2 separate regions of the Homo sapiens genome follow, and region 1 is linked to region 2. Evidence: chromatin loops called from intact Hi-C (ENCODE). Cell type or tissue: PC-9. All regions are shown on one strand. Each heading gives the region's core, and the rest is flanking DNA. Links, peaks and the distances in the headings are about the cores only.

Evidence for each region. Peaks named below come from ENCODE experiments on the same cell type or tissue, not always from the same donor. Only the 100,000 strongest peaks of a DNase experiment are listed, where the experiment ranks them.
Region 1: it touches region 2 in a loop (14-fold over the local background); 2 of 110 quality-filtered maps call a loop at or near these places.

What each region holds. Positions count from the first base shown.
Region 1 is chr12:52,668,033-52,677,338 of GRCh38, reverse strand. It overlaps KRT1 (keratin 1), which reads left to right. Exons shown (of 9, transcript NM_006121.4): 5 at 1-23; 6 at 155-280; 7 at 844-1,064; 8 at 1,595-1,629; 9 at 1,722-2,603. The coding sequence ends at 2,146. Among named protein-coding and RNA genes, the nearest start is that of KRT1, 7.7 kb to the left of the region's middle. RefSeq lists an enhancer at 1,939-2,439. In PC-9, for the core only: no CTCF peak of the experiment used is centred there; DNase peaks (open chromatin) are centred at 3,868, 4,778 and 6,148; H3K27ac peaks cover 2,533 bases.
Region 2 is chr12:52,794,391-52,805,178 of GRCh38, reverse strand. It overlaps KRT3 (keratin 3), which reads left to right and starts at 9,062. Exons shown (of 9, transcript NM_057088.3): 1 at 9,062-9,781. The coding sequence starts at 9,137. In PC-9, for the core only: no CTCF peak of the experiment used is centred there; DNase peaks (open chromatin) are centred at 4,188 and 5,838; H3K27ac peaks cover 4,327 bases.

The DNA.
Region 1 (9,306 bases), core at 1-8,000, 130 kb after region 2:
CCGAGTCCTTGTACCAGAGCAAGGTGAGTGGGCTGAAAGCCTAGCCAGTTTCCCTGAAATGGCTTGTCTTGCTATCCTGTGTTATCTCATGTATGTGTGCCTGTGCCATGCTGAGTTCTGCCTACATTTAACAAACGCTATCTACCATCTTTAGTATGAAGAGCTGCAGATCACTGCTGGCAGACATGGGGATAGTGTGAGAAATTCAAAGATAGAAATTTCTGAGCTGAATCGTGTGATCCAGAGACTTAGATCTGAAATCGACAATGTCAAGAAGCAGGTATGTGCTTTCTCCTTCTACCACTCAGCTGTATGGAATGGGGGTAACCCTCAGGTAAAGGGCGAGTGCTTTCCTAGTTTTGAATCTTGCAATTCATCCCAAGGCTACATTATTATCCCTGGTTCCTTTTGTGACTATGCTAGTTTCCAGAATGCAGCCATCATGCTGGGTTCTCTTTAGGGAAATCTGTGAGAATGGCCTAGTAGAGAAAGATGGGATGGTCAATGTGAGTGATCTAGCCTATGACCCAAAGTGGACTTAAGAGTTGGGGAGTGAGAGGAAGGGCAGCCAGGAGGTTTTAGAGTAGGTGTTTAGAAGAATGTCAAGTCTGTAAGGGTTGTAGGAGCCTTGACTCAGGGCCAAGAGAGGCTGTTGAGTTATCCCTAAGGTCTTTTAAGGAAGTCAACATGGTGATGTGTTATCTGGAGGTGGGTGTGAGATGACTTAAGGCCAAGTGGTTCTGTTGGACTCATTATTGGCCTCACTGGAGTGGGGAGACCAATTGGGATGAGGAGGCCTAGTGGGGAATGCATATTATGAGAGGGTGTCATATTCTTTTTCAGATCTCCAACTTGCAGCAGTCCATCAGTGATGCAGAGCAGCGTGGCGAGAATGCCCTCAAGGATGCCAAGAACAAGCTGAATGACCTGGAGGATGCCCTGCAGCAGGCCAAGGAAGACCTGGCCCGCCTGCTGCGCGACTACCAGGAGCTGATGAACACAAAGCTGGCCCTGGATCTGGAGATTGCCACCTACAGGACCCTCCTGGAGGGAGAAGAAAGCAGGTGAGGAAGGGACGCTGGGAGTCGAACCTCTTCTCATGGTCTTCCTTCCTTGCAAGCTGATTGTTGTTGAAGATGCAGCCATCTGATTGCAGCTTGTGCTGGGTATGGGGAAATGAAAAGTACACGGAGCAGGAGGAAGGACCTAGTTTTACTTTGGGAGCTGGAGTCCCAAGCTGTTTATTTTTTTCTTCTAGGGCTGTAACATATCTAGAAAGAGCTTTGAGGTGGAGCAAATTATTCTTTATCTGGGCTGCCTCAGATGGCAGCTGGCCTAAAGTCGGCATCTTTAGAGGGGGCCTTCATTGGCTGCAAGGCTCTTGTCTCGTTTATATGGGAATTTCTCCGTGTTTGTACTCTTGCTGAGAAAAAATGACAGGTCTGGGAGGCCAGAGGGGATTGGATTAAGTTTCAGATTAAGTGCATTGGAGAAGACCCAGATGGGGAAAGTCTTCAAGGTGGTGGAGCGGGGAATGGGGAAGCGGTTTGGGAAGCTGGAGTGTCCTGAGGAATTTTCTTATTTTCTCCTACAGGATGTCTGGAGAATGTGCCCCGAACGTGAGTGTGTGTAAGTACAAGTCGATTTCTCAGGGGCATGTGCAGGCTTTGTTGGGCTGGAAACGGAGTTGAGGTTGAAAATAACTGAGCTTCCTCTTGCAGCTGTGAGCACAAGCCACACCACCATCAGTGGAGGTGGCAGCCGAGGAGGTGGCGGCGGTGGCTACGGCTCTGGAGGTAGCAGCTATGGCTCCGGAGGTGGTAGCTATGGTTCTGGAGGTGGCGGCGGCGGCGGCCGTGGCAGCTATGGCTCCGGAGGTAGCAGCTACGGCTCCGGAGGTGGCAGCTATGGCTCTGGAGGTGGCGGCGGCGGCCATGGCAGCTACGGCTCCGGAAGCAGCAGTGGGGGCTACAGAGGTGGCTCTGGAGGCGGCGGCGGCGGCAGCTCTGGCGGCCGGGGCTCTGGCGGCGGGAGCTCTGGAGGCTCCATAGGAGGCCGGGGATCCAGCTCTGGGGGTGTCAAGTCCTCTGGTGGCAGTTCCAGCGTGAAGTTTGTTTCTACCACTTATTCCGGAGTAACCAGATAAAGAGATGCCCTCTGTTTCATTAGCTCTAGTTCTCCCCCAGCATCACTAACAAATATGCTTGGCAAGACCGAGGTCGATTTGTCCCAGCCTTACCGGAGAAAAGAGCTATGGTTAGTTACACTAGCTCATCCTATTCCCCCAGCTCTTTCTTTTCTGCTGTTTCCCAATGAAGTTTTCAGATCAGTGGCAATCTCAGTCCCCTGGCTATGACCCTGCTTTGTTCTTTCCCTGAGAAACAGTTCAGCAGTGACCACCACCCACATGACATTTCAAAGCACCTCCTTAAGCCAGCCAGAGTAGGACCAGTTAGACCCAGGGTGTGGACAGCTCCTTAGCATCTTATCTCTGTGCTGTTTTGGTTTTGTACATAAGGTGTAAGCAAGTTGTTTTTCTTTTGTGGAGAGGTCTTAAACTCCCCATTTCCTTGTTTTGCTGCAATAAACTGCATTTGAAATTCTCCATGTCTCGATCGCCCTTGTTTACGGCACTGTCTAACCTGGATGGGTGTTTTGTGAGGTAAAAGAAGACACTAGAGCCACATGGCATATGGGAAAGTCATGCACACAAACATGAGAAAAATGCAGAGGCCAACCAGGCAACATTTCACCAGACTGGAATCACAGAGAGAGCAAGCACTTTCCCAGATGGTGGGGATGTCATGGAGAAATGGAGAGACCGGGTGACAGGTTTTGTTCATTTGAGAAGGCTTTCTTGAAAAGGGCAGTGAGCAAGCAGGTTGGGAGGAAGAGGTGTGGCATTGAGAAGAAGGGAAAGTATTGCATGAAAAAGTAATTCTTCACGTGGAACAGCCAGTAAGGAGGGGCATGAGTAATATAGGGTCAGCAGTTACTGGAGCCAGAATACAGACTTTGGCCTGGGGAGTTCAAGAACTAAGAGTGGTAATAGAGAGTTGGATATTCCATTTCCCTTCTCTTTTTGTGCCACCACCCAAAGCTCTGCATAATCTAAGAAGTTCCCTTGTTGACACATAGCTCATACTTGTGAAGTTGTACAACAGGATAGCATAGTGGCCAGAAGCATGGACAGTTGAACTCAGATATGCTTGGGTTTGAATCTTACCATCACCATTTACTAGTTCTGTAATACAGTGCAAGTTACAGACATCTCTGCACCTCAGTTTTAGTATGTCTAAATTGGGGATGATAATGCCTTCCTTGTGGGAATAGTGTGAGGATTGAATAAGATGAATACACAGGGCTGAGCACACAGCAAGCACTAAATAAGTGCCAGTTTTAATGATAATGGTGATGATGATGATGATGATGATGATGACGTAACATTGCTTGTGGGACTCCATACAGCTCAGTAGATGCTTGCTCAAAGAAGCAAGTTACCAAAATTTTTGTAATGGTTCTCTGAACGTGAAAAAAGCAGTCAACTTCTCTGAGGATCAATTTCCTTAGTTTCCAATTAGGAAAAGTCTTCTTAGCTCCAGAGTCCCACAGGGCTAATGGAATAAGGAGAGGATAGATCACACATGTATTATGCAAACACAACTCAGGTGAGCTCTATTCTTCCTTCTCAGTTATCCCTTCTGTAGGGACCCCAGTGTCCCCTGCTGTCTTTCTGTGTCCTGACCGGGAAACACAGTGTGCCTTGTCTACTCCATCACTTGGCCAGCTGCATGCTTTCCTTTGCAGGCTTGAAGCAAAGCTGGGTCTCGGGCATTCTCAGGCACTGACAAAGCTGTTTAGTTGTTGCTGGGAAACACTGGGAAATAGCCCTTTTGTTAAACACACAGAAACTAGCCTTCGCCCTGAGCCAAATTCCTTAAACTCGTCTATGAAATTCCATAACCTGACTCCTTAACTGCAGACATACCCAGCTAGAACATCCCTCATGTCCCTGTCCACCGTGAGAATGCTGCACTTCACTCTGAACCTTTAGTCCTCCTTTTAAATACTGCACACTGATCACCCTGGTGTTTAGTGCTTTGTTTTTTGGAATCCCACCTGGCTCCATTTTGGGATGGTTCCGGGCACTTCCCTATGGAAATTCCCCTGCTGTCACTGTCAGAGTGAGTCCAGCAGTGGGTTTAGCTGGATGAAACACCACCATGTCCATTTCCATTCAGACTAATGTCAGAATTTGAAAGGCACTATGGTAGAGTAGAAAGAACAAGGAACTGTACTATTTAAAGGGCAGGCAAAGAAAAGGCATCTATAGCTTATAAGATGTGTGGATCTTTGGATGTGACTTGGCCATCCTGAGCCTAAGTTGTCTTGTAGGAGAAATGGGAATGAGAATATTTTCCTCTAGACATCAAGAGGAAAAGAAATATAACGTGAAAACCTTTGTGAATTGTGAATGTGTTATACAGAGTAGCTAAAAGAATTAAAAAGGGAGTGACAAAAAAGTAAAAGGCAGCTGGCTGCTCAGGGCCTCCATGGAGGGAAGTACCTTGATATGGTCACTGTGGCTCAGTGACAGCTCTGCAGGGACAGGAAATTGATTTGTTAGTGCACCCAAAGTTGAATCTGCTCCTGAGTACTGATTTATGGGAACCAAACACACAAGAGATGAAGGATGTGTCAACCAGAATGTCCAGCATTAGCTTGTGGGGAAACACATACTTCCAGTGACTGAAATACCATCCTGTTATCAAGAGATCTGGGAAACTAAAGTACTGACAAGAGCTGGCTTGATCTGTGGATTTAGAACAATGAGAGTTAGGTGGCCTTGAGGGAGATGATTCACTCTCCTTCACAGAAGAGCTGACCTCTGGGGTCAACAGATATAGCACCTCTTTCCCAGGGACGCTACTGAATGAACAGTGATGTGTTCTTATACTCTGGCCCAGATTTTCTACATACTTTCTTAGGTTACAACTTTATTTAGTCACATTTCAGTACTGGGGATACTCCTGTTTATCTTCTTTGGACTCGAGTTTTTATGGGAAGGTCATGAAACAGAGAAAAATACAATTTGCAGGGAAACTTACCAAGGCTTGTAAGGTTACAAGGATTAAATGAAAACCCTGTGTAAGTCAGTATATAGTGAAGAAGTAAATTGAGTTAGACCAAACGCCAAAATGCATCCACATTAGAAAGACGATAAAGGAAGACTCTGGATTCAGTTCTGTTCAAAAAACATTTTCTGCACAAATACTATGTATGAGGAACTGGGCGTTGGGGAGATGATGATGAGTGAGACATGGTTCTTGCTTTCAGAGAGCCTAGAGACCTGGGTGGTAGCAATGGTAGAGATACATCCAAGACACAGAAATAGATATACAGGAACACAGATGATTGAAAGTGATGCTTGGCAGGGCTTTAAAGAATGAATCAGAGTTTTTCAGGCAGACGAGGATCTTCAAGGCAGAGGGAATCATATAGATAAGGACATAGAAGAGTGAAATTTCATGAAGTAGTTAAGCATCTGAAGAAGCATGGAATTAGTGACAAGAAATGATGCGGAAAAGATATCCAGATCCAATCAAGAAGGGCCTTGTTGGCATTCTATGGAGTCTGGACTTTGGCTTCTGGGTCACAAGTTCTCAGATGGGGTTTTCATATCTATTATTAGACCTACTATGTACTGGTCCAGTGGAAGGGAAAGGGGTTGTCTTACTGCTAGTGGAGTAGGAATTGGGTATGGACCACAGCTTGTCTTGTTTCCAAGTATTCCCTAAGAAATCTGGTCTGCTGATGGGAGATCTATTTATGGAAATGTCTTTTTCCCTCAGGAATTTTATGTCAGAAACAGCTGTCATAGGTGAGGAGGAACTGGTAAAAGTACTTAATAGGAGAGTGTCATGGTCAGATTGGTGTTTTGGAAAAGTCAGCCAGGGCAGATTGGAGAGGTCCATATTGGAGGCAGGAAGACTTAAGAGACTATTGCAAAGGTGAAGACAAAAGACGATAGGGACTTGCACTTTAATTCCAGCCCTTAGAAGTAGTAGAAGGTCAGAAATGAGAATATGCATTACAGAGATAGTTAGTTGCTATATCATTAGGACTTGGTGATAGATTGGATGAGGATGCGGTTGGGTGAGGCAAAGAGGAGAGTCCACATTCCTGGTCTGGGTAGTAACAAAGAATCTAGCAAGAGGGCTTGTGGGGAAAGATGCTGAGTTACGTAGCAAGTGCATCTGCTTTATCCTTGTAATGAATGGGGCTAAAGGTGTAAACCAAAGAGTCATCAGCATTTGGAGGGTAGAATAAATCATCAGATAACTCAGGAAGAAGGAGCAGAAGAATTACTGATACTCCCTGGAAGGAAAACCGGAAGTAAATGGGAGAAACTTGCTCAAGTGGACAAAGTTTAACAGACATGAAGCTGGTCAGAATTCCTCAGAGGCCATCCACCAAAGCTACTGAGATCCCCAGATCTACTGGTGACCTCCCCGAACCTTAGATTGTACTCTTCCATCCCTAGGTGGTCTAGTGTGTGTTTGATGCTTGGTGCTTATCCTGGTAACAATACTCAGCAGGAGGGCAATCTACAAGGGCGAACGTGGGGTTAAAGTTCTCCTGTCCCCTGCCATGAGTTCCCTTTCTCTGTGGCAACCACTCCCCTCAGTTTCTTGGGTGTCCTTCAAAAGGTATGTATGAACATTCAGGCAAAAATATACATATATGTTAATTCTCTTTTCCAGATGTCTTGCTACTCTGGCCTTCCCACTGCAGTCGACTTGATCATCTTCACCCAGATGGGATTTGAATTGCATATTCTTCAGCAGATAGGCCTTTTGGAATCTGACTGTGGCTTCTGTCCATACATTACAACCTGTGACCCAATTCCTGGATTTTTCTTTTTTTTTTTTTTGGAGACAAAGTCTCGCTCTCGTCACCCAGGCTGGAGTGCAATGGCGCGATCTCAGCTCACTGCAACCTCCGCCTCCTGGGTTCAAGTGATTCTCCTGCCTGAGCCTTCCAAGTAGCTGGGACTACAGGCACCCGCCACAATGCCTGGCTAATTTTTGTATTTTTAGTAGAGGCAGGGTTTCACCATGTTGGCTAGGCTAGTCATGAACTCCTGACCTCAGGTGATCCACCCACCTCAGCCTTTCAAAGTGCTAGGATTACAGGGGTGAGCCACCACACCCTACCAATTCCCGCATTTTGTCCTTACTTTAAGATACCTGCAGGCACCTCTTCTCCCTGGGTCTAGATCCATGTGCCTCCCCCATAGCAGCACAGTTAGAAGGACAGAATGTCACCTTCAGCAGGTTGGTCAATGGGGCTCCCTCTGCACCATGCTTCTTTGTTGAATGGCCACAACATTGCAGCCATCAATTCAGTGGCCAGCCAGTCTTCCTTCCACAACTGATCAATTTTTTTTTTCTTTTTTCAATAACTGTGTGGCTCTTACACAGCCACATCTCTAACACAGCTTGGGGATTCATCTAATTCTAGAGAAGAACAGACTTCCCACCTTTTCCCATTCCCACACACTAACTGCCTTCTCTCCAACAACTCCAGGCCTAAGACAACCACTGAAGGTCTGTGGAGAACAGCTGAATCCAGCAATTCTCCCTGGACCCCTTGCCTCTCAGATCCTAATCCTAGCTCAGCTCAACTCTGCTATCCCAACTCCTCCCCATGGGTAGTCTTCACTGGCCTCAGGGGCTGTTCTGTTCTCTAGCACTTTGGGAGAGAGAATTCCAAATGATGGTCTTGAGCTGGAGCCTGTAGCATTCTTGGAATTTTAGGAAGTCCAGGAAAGACTTCATTGGAATGGGGACCTTCTGTTTGTCCCTTGGAGGGACCATGAGGAAGTCTCACACAACTGCCCAGTTCTATCAAAAACTGGTGTGAAAATTTTAACAGGGACTTTATGGATATTGATAAAACTTTCTTTTGAAAAGAATATTCTTTATTTAAATTGCAGTTCTAAAGGTATCAGTCTCATGTCTCTTGTCTTATAGCAAAAATTAAAGTAACACCCTTTACTGTTAGGAAGAGAAAGAAAGGCATAGTTATATTGTGATAACACAGAATTTTAAAAAATCCCCACTGTAGTATAAAGGAGACAGAAAAGGAAAAAAAAGGTATAATATCATACTATATTTCAACCTGTAAGATCTTAGGTGGAACTGCAATGGAAGACATAATGAAGCAGTCAGATATTTGTGCCTATAGGTAAAATCACCATGCATTAAACCAGTTACAAATGCAAGTGGATGTAGGACGTCTATGGGCAACTTTAAAACTCTGGTAGTTTTGCTAATGATGACACAATTTCCCAAAAAGGTAAAAAACAAAACAAAACAAAAAAACAAAAAACAAACAAAAACTCTTATAAGCTTCTGATGAAAAGAAATATGATCTTCTCTCTATTTATACAGTAGTTGTATTTTTCAACCACTCAGTGTATCTGAAAACTGTGCTGAAACTCTGCATCTCTATGTGATACACAGTTGGGTTCTGGGTTCAACCATTATACGTTATGGCGCACTCGAAAGCTGGGCAGGAGGCCTAGCATAATTTGGATTCTGGTAATTACATGCCAGTAACAGCTCCCCATGTCACAGTGACAAGCAAAAAAAATGCATCCACAGATTTCTAAAAGATCTCTAGACAATATTGCTGCTTTAGGACATTTTTGTGGCTGGGGACATTTTTAGAGCATCCAGGGAGAATAGGCACCTATTTTCAACTGTACTTGTTTGTATATGTGTTTGTGTGTGTGTGTGCGTGTGTGTGTGTGTTGTGGGGAAGCGTTGTGGAAAGCATATATTTCCACCTGAGAGTAGATTATATGGACCCCTGAATTGTGTAACTAATTCTCCATTAATTTCAGTTTTATTTGCCATTAAAGTAACTTATTCTCTCTCTCCTTTTTTTTTTTTTTAAAGAGAGGAGGTCATCAATAACAGAACCCAGGGACCATTATGCCTAAAGATTAGACAATGAAAGGGCAATCAGTTGAGTCCAAAGGAGCCATCATTGAGGATGAGAGAAGTGAGGGAGCATGTTGTCTTGGAAACCAAGAGGCCAGCCCATTTCCATCAGCAGCTAGGAGGAGAAGTCAATGTGAGTCGTGGAGGAGCTGCAAGTTGAGACGAGTCTAGAAATAGGGTCCAGATTTGGGTAGGTGGCGGGGAGGAAGTGGCACTATAGGCCCCTTCCCTGGTGAAGGGGGCATGGATAATAGTCTGACTACAGTTAGAGGCCAGAAACGTGGTCTCTAAAGTT
Region 2 (10,788 bases), core at 1,217-9,216:
AAGGTTGGAACTAGGGGTGGAGCTTCTCAGGTTCACCCACCAGGAGGCTGCAGGTTGTGTTGGGCCTCACAGAGAGGCAAGGGGCAGGTTAAAGCATTTCTCATGCCCCCTGAGTGTGGGAGCAGCCAGCCTGAGCAGCCCTCCGTGCCTCTCAGCATCTCTTTGGTTGAACTCAGTGATTTACACTGCAAGGTCAGGCCGTAGATTATACGCGTGTATGTGCATCTTAGAATAAATGTGTTTGTATTCATAGGCACATGGCTATGTGAGTGTGTCAGCGTTTCTTATTTATATAAAAAGTCTCTTAGGTCGGGCACGGTGGCTCACACCTGTAATCCCAGCATTTTGGGAGGCCAAGGGGGGCGGATCATGAGGTCAACAGATCGAGACCATCCTGGCCAACATGGTGAAATCTCGTCTCTATTAAAAATACAAAAATTAGCCTGGTGTGGTGGCAGGCGCCTATAATCCCAGCTACTCGGGAGGCTGAGGCAGGAGAATCCCTTGAACCCAGGAAGCAGAGGTTGCAGTGAGCCGAGATCACACCACTGCACTCCAGCCTGGCGACAGAGTGAGACTCTGTCTCAAAAAAAAGTCTTCTATTTTACATAAAAAGGAAAAGCCCTCATGTTGGTCTCTGTTTCTAGAACAGTCCAGGAGAGTGGATCCTGGCCTTGATTCATATGTTTGAAACTGGCTGGCTAGTCAGAGGGGATTATTTGGGGTAAATATACTGCTGAGATAATAGACACCACCCTTCTCTCTGATCCTTCGAATTGGATTCTGGCCAGCTCCTAGTGCTTAGGAAACAGGGAGACATGGCTTGCATTATTTACCCCGTTGGAGGCCCCATGCTCTCCCTTTTCTTTTAAATCCTTTACCTCTAAGTATACGGAAATCACTTTTCACATCTGAAGAGCCCAACTGCAGGTTGGCAAATCTCTAACTTGGTTTATTTGGCTCATCTGCCCTGACTCCATTCCCCAAGATCTTGGCTCCCAGCCCTGGCTGCAGCCCCACCATCACTTTGGCTCAGGCACCTGTCAACTCCTGAACAACTGCTATGTTTGCATAGATCCCTCCCACCTCACCAAGACCCTCCGCTCTGGGTTCAGCCCTCTCAGTTCCAGAAAGTTCTCACCAATACTTCTGAAGTCTCCCTACCTCGTTGCTAGTAAACCCAGAAGGTTATAGCAAAGAGGGGCTTATTTCATGTCCCACTGTGGGGTTTTGTTTTAACTTGCTGACGGGGCCCAGGCTTTGTGTTCTAAGACCAGAGGACCTCAGAATAAGGCATGGCTGCTCCCATGTCTTGGGTGGATGTTCAGGGTTTAGTGAGACAGCTACGTGGGGAAATAGTTGAGGGGGCTGTGCCCCCTTTGTGGGCCCTCAGGACATGGTAACAGTGGGCCAACGAGGGACAAAGGGAGGGAGCAGGCTGAAAGGAAAAAAGCCATTTTAGCACCTGTTCCATTTTTTTTCCCGTGTTGATGGTAGGGTCTGAACAGTCATCTCGTTATTCCACTAAGAGGGCTGGGAGTGTAGAGTTGTGGCCATGAAGGGTCTTGGTGGTGGGAGCCCCAGGACTCAGGCTCATTGCTGCCCATGGTTTTCTGGTTTGGCTTTGGGTCAAGGTAGGATTGTTCTGCATCTGCAGTTTTTTTACTTTGAGTGTTGTGGATTTGATCCTTAAAAATTCGAGAAAGTGGGTGAGAAGCTAGATAAGCTGGGAAGACATTTTCTGGAGAAAGTGTTTGGACTGTCATTTGCCATCCACCCATTCATCCATCTACTCATCCATCCGTCCATCCATCCATCCATCCATCCATCCATCTATGATCCATCCATCATCCATCTATTCATCCATCCATCCACCCAGCCATTCACTCATTTACTCAACAAACCACTAGTCTATAAATTATTTATGGGCAGGAACCATGACTTTATTCATCTTGACATTCCAGGGCCACTGTGCTTGCCATATAGTAGCTGTTTAACAAATGTTAATTGAACAATGTTTACCAAGTGCCTAGTTTGTGCTGGGCAATGGGGACCCATTATACAAAGAAGAATTAGACTCTGTTTTCAAGGAGCTTTTAATACAGATGATAATGTCTAGATAAAAGCATGCACATAAAGAACTTGGTAACCAGACAGACAGATGAATGCCTTTGGAAGTTACAAATGAAGGACATGACAGTCCAGAGGGTAGCAAAATTACTTCTAGTCTAGAGTGAGGGGTTGGCAATCACAGGAGGCTTCATGCAGGAGGCGGTATTGAAGTGGGGTCTTGAGGAAGAAGCAGGCCCTAGATGCTAGAGACAGGGCAGGTGCTCTTCTTACAGAGGGCAAGATTCTGATACCTAAGAGGAGTCCTTTCGTCTAGAAGTCTTCTAGGAGTGGCTCCACCCCTTTGGAATATCCTGCTGTTCTGTCTCCCTTAGGCCTCCTCATACTGGATTTTGGTCACACTCCTTTTTCTGTGTCGTGTCCTGTGAAGCTGCAGCATTTCTCCCATCGGGCTGGTAGCTCCTTCTCCTGTGAATCCACCACCCAAGAGCACGGCAGGGGCAGTTGCTTCAGTTCGAGAAGCATTGTTGAGCACCTACATTGTGTCAGACTCTGTGTAGGGCCATGAGGATATAAAGCTTATTGCAGCGTGGTCCTCACCCTTGAGAAGGGCAGAGTTTAATGTGAAAATGGTGAGTGAGTGTGGGGAGTGTAGACACATTAAATACACATTTTCCATACTTTCAGGAAAATGTTAAAAGCAATGGTGTATGCAAGCACTGAGACTCTGGAAGCCTAAGGGAGAATCATTTGCTTTTGCCAGGGATTCAAGGAAGTCTCCCTGGAGGAGGTGACAGCTGTGAAGTCAGCCATGTAAAAGGGGTGTGGACCTGGAGCTTGCAAGAGGGGTGCAGGGGAACAGGGTGCTCTAGGCAGCAAGAATTGCAGAGTAAAGACAGGGAAGTGTGGCTCAGTGCAGTACCAAACCAAAAGCAGCTTAGCATCACTCAAGACAGGGCAGGGAGTGGTGGGAGAGGACGCTAGAGAGCAAGGTTGAGGCCAGGATGTGGAGGGCATGGGTTGGCCCATTGTCCAATTTGTTTGGGGTTTGGGCTTTATGTTCTAAGACTAGACAAGCTCAGAACAAGGCGTGTCTGAGAGATTAAGCTCAGAAATGGATGAGGAGATAGCTCTGGGCCACCTGCTCTCAGGGTGTGGCCTGGAGGCCCATGATGTGCTTTGAATTGCAGTCTGGGAACCACCACTCTGCACCTCCCTCCCCTGCCACGCAGCTGTAATGCTAAGCCTTGCCATGGCCATGCCTCCTTTCCCACTCTTGTTTCCTATGAGGGTATGTTTCCAGGAATGAAGAGGTTTGCTGTCATTCCTTTGTCTCTTGGCAGAATTGTCTCTCACCCCACACGCTGGCATCCATTCCTTTGATATTTATTGAGCATCTTTCATATGCTAGGGGCTATAAATTGCTATTTTAAAAATCCCCTTGGGTTACTTACAGTGTCCCCTGGTCCCCTTATTTTCACCATGATTGTACCCTTTGCTTTATGTCTAACTGGATCCCCTCAAATTCCTCAGTGGAGAGAGATCCATGCTTTTCAAATCATTGCATTGAGAAATAAATGTATTTTTCCTCTTAAATGCCTTTCCCAGGTTAAATGACCACTTAATGACTTTTTTCACCTCCCCTTCTATCTTTTTTTTTTTTTTTTTGGAGACAGACTCTCGCACTGTCACCCAGACTGGAGTGCAGTGGCGCAATCTCGGCTCACTGCCATCTCTGCCTCCTGGATTCAGCCATTCTCCTGCCTCAGCCTCTGGAGTAGCTGGGACTACAGGTGCCCGCCACCACTCCTGGCTAATTTTTTGTATTTTTAGTGGAGATGGGGTTTCATCGTGTTAGCCAGAATGGTCTCAGTCTCCTGACCTCGTGATCCGCCCGCCTCGGCCTCCCAAAGTCCTGGGATTACAGGCCTGAGCCACCACGCCCGGCCTATCTTTTGTTTGAAGACAACTGTTTAATAACTTCCTAAGATCTCTTGGGAATTCTCCAGCGAGGACAAGGTTGTGATTTCTGCTGTGTACAAGCCTCTGGTTTGAGCAGGCATGCCAGCCAGACATGATTCAGCACAAATATAAATGGACAGCTCTTATCCATGCAGAGGAATCTTATGTAAATAGAGGCTTATTCAGGGCAAACCTTTTTTTTTTTTCATTTTTACTGTTATGTTTATTTTCTCTGTAAGTGCTTTGTGAATGCTGTCCCTTCAGTTTATTCTTACAGCAGGACAAGGAAGTGAGTTATTTAAAACTAGGAAGCTGGCTGGCATGGTGGCCCATGTTTATAATCCCAGCACTTTGGGAGGCTGAAGTGGGCGGATTGCTTGAGCCTAGGAGTTCAAGACCAACCTGGGTTACATAGAGAGACTCTGTCTCTACAAAAAAAATAAAAAAAGTGTTAGCTGGGCATGGTGGTGCATGCCAGTGTCCCAGCTACTTGGGAGGCTGAGGTGGGAGGATGGCTTGAGCCTGGGAGGTTGAGGTTGCAGTGAGCTGAGATTGCACCACTGCACTCCAGCCTCAGCAACAGAGTGAGGGGCTCTCTCTCTCTCTCTCAAAACAAAAACAAAAAAACAAAAACAACCCCCTGCCCCCACCACCAACAAACCCATGCCTTACCATTCCTCCTCCCCAGGCAGGATTGATGGAAGTCAAGAGCTAAAGAAGGGAACAGAATCTTAGCTTGCATTGAAAGAAGCACAGTGCCCCCATCACAGACAGGAAGGGGCTTCTTATTAGTTCTGGTGCACATGAAGCCACCTTAAGTATCCTATCTTAGCAAGGCACTGTAGTTTTAAGAGGTCCATTAACATATTAAAGTGGGTGCAGAGAAGATTCCCGGAAACCATCTGTACTGAGGACTGGGAGAAACAACTGGGTCTATCTAACTGGGAGGTTGGTGTCTGTGAATTCCACAGTATTTTCTAATATTGGAAGGGTTGTGATACAGAAACCAGGGGAGTGTGTGTGTTTTACTATGGAAGGCCAGGCAAGAGCAAATTCATCGCAACTCAGTTCCCATCTGCTGAAGGCCTGCCAGGGCCACAGGCTGATGGACACAAAGGCAGGGAAGACAGGTGGTAACAGTGCTCAGTGGGGAATCTCAGCTGGGGGCAGGTGTCCAGCCGTGGAAGGGGCAGGACCTTGAGACCTGAGGCTGAGAGGCCCCAGTTAGGGTTGCTGTTGTGTCAGGACTGCAAGGATTCTGAGAATGCACATGGATGCAAGTGTCTCTCGACTGAGTGAATAATGTGTCTTTTTATGTATATGTATTACCACTTTCAAATGTATATGACTATGAACTGCACTTTTATTTAAAAGTGTTGCTAAATTCATAGTAAAAAATGTATATTCTCAAAGGATACTGGAAGTATGAGTTCTGACATGTGTGAAGGTCAATGTAATTTTTTGTGTGTTAAAAGGGGCCTTCACAAGCAGAGAGGTATGGGTGCCATGCCATGACGGACAGGTGACTGGGCCTCCTGCTGCTGACCACAACTTCACTGATCCTTTAAGAGGAGTTAGGCTCCCATGAAATGGAGTGGAAGGCACGAAAGCTAGATCCTTGAAGACCTTCCTTGGGTCAGGGTGGGGTCTTGCTGGCCTGGGCAAGTTAGGAGATTTGATGAATCGCCTTCCATGGGGATCCTGAAGAGTAGGAGTGGCCAGGTGAATTCTGCCTCGAGGTAGAGGAGTGGACTGGAGAGCCTCCTGGCCGTAGCACCCTATGAGTCTCGATTTTACACATTGCAATCCAGTGACTCACTCTTTTCTCCAGGGAGTAAACACTTAGGGCGCTTAGTTAATAAACTTCAGATAATTCAAGTGTTGGGGATGACTGTAAACCAACTCTGTTTTCTCAAAGTGTTTATTAGGCCCTACAAGTTTAGAGGGATGGGCCCAACCAATAAGAATTTCAACTCACTGATTATCTCCTCCCCTTCCACCACTTCCTTCACTCACAGCTCTGATCAGAATTGACAATCTAGTCCCACGAATGTATTCCCCAATCTTTGTTTTGCTCCCTGTCCTCTCAAAGGTCAAGCCATGTCTTCTCTGCTATCCCAACCCCAAGAGTAAGTATAGATTATGCCCTTCTTCCTTTTTCTTCCACCATCTGCTGGGGAGGTCCCCGACCCAGGACTAGCTGATGACAGCAGTGGTTGTGATGTTGCTTCTCAAAGATTCTTCTCCAAGATAATTCCCTCTAAAGGAATGACAAGCATGGCTCAGAATCAGTGGGCTCTGGCAATGACTAAGATCTCCCCCCATTGGGGCACTAAGTACCCTGAATCACTATGGGTTTAGGAATTCCTAGAGACTCATTGCCCTGGACTCTAGACCCCACACCAGACCAAGCAGCAGCCTCATTTCTGTCTGGCATAAAGGCAGGTCCTCCATCCTGCTCTCTTAGATATTATAAGGAAAAATATGGTCTAATTTTTGTGATATGTTTCCTTTTTTCTTTTTCTTTTGTTGAGAAGGGTCTTGTTCTGTTGTCCAGGCTGGAGTGCCATGGTGCAATCATAGCTCAGTGCAGCCTTGACCTCCCAGGATCAAGTGATCCTCCGACCTTAGCCTCCCAAGCACCTGGGTCTACAGGCACATGACACCACACCCGGCTAATCTTTGTATTTTTTTCATAGAGATGGTGTTTTGCCATGTTTCCAAGGCTGGTCTGAAACTCCTGGGCTCAAGCAATCTGCCCACCTCAGCCTTGCAAAGTATTGGGGTTACAGGCGTGAGCCACCACATTTGGCCTTGTGATATGTTTCTTAAAACACTGGCAGATATTTCATTCATCTAGCTATGTTCCTGTGAGATCTAGAGGGTCAGAGATGATTGATCATCTTTTATGGTTAATGATGCTGAAATGCAGAGAATTTAAATAGCTTTGGTCATGCTTAGTCATGGGGAGGATCTGGTCTAGCCCTGGGTTTGGTTCATTGCCTTTGAGGGAGCAAAGAGGAGAGGAGCCTGTGTGGCCACACTCTAGGCCTGGGCTAACTTCACAGTCCATGGGCAGAACTTGCAGAAAATTAGGGATATAAGTCAGAGATGCTGGAGAGGGGATCCCAGCAATGAACGGGGCAGATTGTGTGACCTCAAATGTCCAGTCAACTTCAACTTGATTCTGTAATTGATTGATTCTTGATTGATTAGTTCTTGATTCTGTGATTCTACATTTTTTTCCCCTGAGGAGGTGACACTCATTTTGCATGTAAATTTTTCTAAATCTGAACACCAAATTTGAGAAGTCTGGATTCCTCACATTGAAATAATCTCAATTAGCTTGTGCTACCTCATGCAATGGGAGTTGAACTAGCTTTCAACCAGTTTTATCTGGTTGTAATCCAGTATAAGGGCTTAACCATTAGTCATTAATAATTAATTGATGGACTAATTCATTTTTTCAACAAACCAAACTTTATGGCACTTACTATTGGCAAAGCACTGTGCTTTGGTTCAAGGCACCCAGTATATTAACAAGACTGGAAACTCCTGGAGAGCTTATGGTTTTATCCTGGGGAGGAGCTAGGATGTTGCACAGCCTGGCAGGTAACACATGGGAGAGATAAGGATAAAATGGAAGAACCAGGCCACTGAAGAAAATTGTACTTCCTTTGCACTTGGGCCACTCCCAGCCCTACCCAGTGGGTGTTGAAGAAGTCTCTATCCTTTCCCCCAATTCTAAGGAGGCTCCTGCCAGGGCCATACAGACCACACCCTTAGAAGGGCCCAATGTGCAGCAGACAGAACAAAAAAGGCCTGTCCTGGAGAGATAAGCAGCTAACTTGGCCAGCTCCAGAGTGTGCAGGATGGCTTTCTTTTGGACAAACCAAGCCCAGTCATAAGCCTCTGAACAACCCCAGACAGGGAGAGTTTCAGGCTTTCGGAGTCAGACATATTCCATAGTGCTGCCGGCTCTGCCAGATCTGGCTTTCTGGGGTTTGTGAGGGGGCATGGGCGACTCTCAGGAGCACATCTCTCAAACAGAAAATGGTCCCACAGGGGCCCTGTGTGTCTTGTCCATGACTGGGTCTCCAGAGTTTTGCAAAGGGCCTGGCACACATTTGGCAGTCTGTAAATATTTGCTGAATTTGTTGTTGACTTGACATTTGAATTTCTTGTTCCCTAGGCCTTAAGCTAAAACCAGAGAAAGGCCAAAATGTGGGGAGCAAGAAAGGAAGCCATAGATAAACCCCAAGATGTGTAATAGTGTATAATTTCTCTGGGAAGTTTTAAAGAGAAACAAACATTAGGCATGTTGGATTTTGCCAGTGTCTGCTCAACATACATAGGTGTTAACTTGACTTTTTCTCCAAAGATAGTCATAAACCAAAAGGTCACTACCTCCTGAACTAAAGCTTGGGGTACAGGGAGAACCCAGGAGGCAGATTTGTGATAGTTCTGGGCTTTTTTCCAAGAAGGGAGAAGGAGAGGTCAGCGCTTCATCCCAAAGGCCAGCGTAGAGCTGGGCACATACTGTGCACTCAGTCATTGTGGAGAGACCTGCATCACTCCTTCCATTAAGATACTTTCCCAGAGCTGTGAGTGGGCTCCACTGTCTCCACTACTCAGAGAAGCAGAACCTCCCCACACCTCCTCCACTCTATCCTCTCCAGAGCTGGGCACCGCTCTGCAGGGCCCAGGTGCAGCTAATAGGCAGAGGGATGGCTGCTGAGCACCTGATGCAGGTGAGCGTGCCTCCTGGGTCCTGTCAGACAGAGCTAGGAGGAGGCCATGCCCAAACATGGGGCAACACCAGGCACCACCCCCTCACCAGGTAAGCCTGCCACCTTAGCACTTTTACCATTTCAGCTTATTTTCAAGGTGTGTTTGGTAGCCTGGAACAAACTTATTGCCTTGGAGGCAAACCCAGCCCATGAATATTTGGGATTAATTATCTCTCCTTCGTTTGAGCCCAACAACCTCCTCAAATGTATATAAAGGGATTTATTTTGCACAGGTCTTCATTTCCCATCCCTCTTCCTCTGACTCTCAGTGTCCCTGCTTAACTTACACTCTTCTCTTCGCCAAGCTCCTTACCATGAGCAGACAAGCCAGCAAGACATCTGGTGGCGGGAGCCAGGGTTTCTCCGGCCGCTCTGCTGTGGTCTCCGGCAGCAGCAGGATGAGCTGTGTGGCCCACTCTGGGGGAGCTGGCGGAGGGGCCTATGGCTTCCGGAGCGGAGCAGGTGGCTTTGGCAGTCGCAGCCTCTACAACCTGGGCGGCAACAAGAGCATCTCCATCAGCGTGGCAGCTGGCGGCTCCCGGGCTGGAGGCTTTGGGGGAGGGCGGAGCAGCTGTGCCTTTGCAGGTGGCTATGGAGGTGGCTTTGGGAGCGGCTATGGAGGTGGCTTTGGTGGTGGCTTTGGTGGTGGCAGAGGAATGGGAGGTGGCTTTGGTGGAGCTGGTGGCTTTGGAGGGGCTGGTGGCTTTGGAGGGGCTGGTGGCTTTGGTGGTCCTGGTGGCTTTGGTGGGTCTGGTGGCTTTGGTGGGCCTGGCAGCTTGGGCAGTCCTGGTGGCTTTGGCCCTGGGGGCTTTCCTGGGGGAATTCAGGAAGTGACTATCAACCAGAGTCTCCTGCAGCCCCTCAATGTGGAGATCGACCCCCAGATTGGGCAAGTAAAGGCCCAGGAGCGGGAACAGATCAAGACCCTCAACAACAAGTTTGCCTCCTTCATTGACAAGGTAATGAAGCTTTGACTGGTCATCCCTTCCTGGGCTGGGGACTTTGAATTTGACCTTTGGGACACAGTGTTTAAATGTTTCTTGGATAGGCCAGACTGGAGGGTGAGGAGTTAGGTGGAACTCTAGGGTCTGGGAAGATATCCAGGGTTGAGGAGTTTGTCTACATGGTCAAGTGAGGGGAGGTGTAGAAAGAAAACAGTCCCCTATTTGGACCTGAGCACCACACATCCTGTTTGTGGGAACCCCTGCTGAAGTTTCCAGTCATTGCCTCATTGAGGCCCAGGCTGGCAGGGCAGGCAGCCCAAGGCAAGGGCCACAGCCACCATCAGCGAAGGGTCCACCAAGAATGGGAGGCTTTTCAAATACAAGCTGCCCTCTGAGGCTTTCCAGGAAGCCCTTTCCCCCTCATATTGCTGTGCCAGGCAGAGGAGGCTGATTACCTGGAGCAGGGATTAAGAGCATAAGAACCTTAGTTAGTCCCAAGGGAGCGCAGAGAAATGAGTGACTTTGCACTCCTACTCAGCCTAGTCAGGAAGACAAGAGTGCTCGGTGAGCTTCTCCAGACCAGGACAGTTCTCATGGGGCTGCCTCCCCTCCAGGCCCAAGAGAGGTGTTGTCATGCTAACTGTGGCATGCCAGCCAGTGTTGCTTCCCAGCTTCCCAGCATCACTTCACTGTTTTTGAAGAGCTAGCATGTCAGTAGAGTCGTGGGTGGAAATGGTGCTGCTGAGGTTTATGTGCATTTTTGTAGAGTGTACTGTGGTTTTGGAAGTTAAGATAGGGTCATGAAGTTCCCAGGAACAACAAGCAATAATTCTATTGCTTTCAGGTAGGAGCTACTTCCCCTTCCTTTGTAACTTTCCAAACCACGCTGCAAGTGTAGTGTCCTGACTCATCACCCATCTGATCATAATCTCTCTGACTACAGTAGGAGCCTATCTTTGCATCTTTTCTAGGCCTTTGTGCTGGGGGCCCAGGAGATAGACACCTAGTCCTACCTGAGTGAA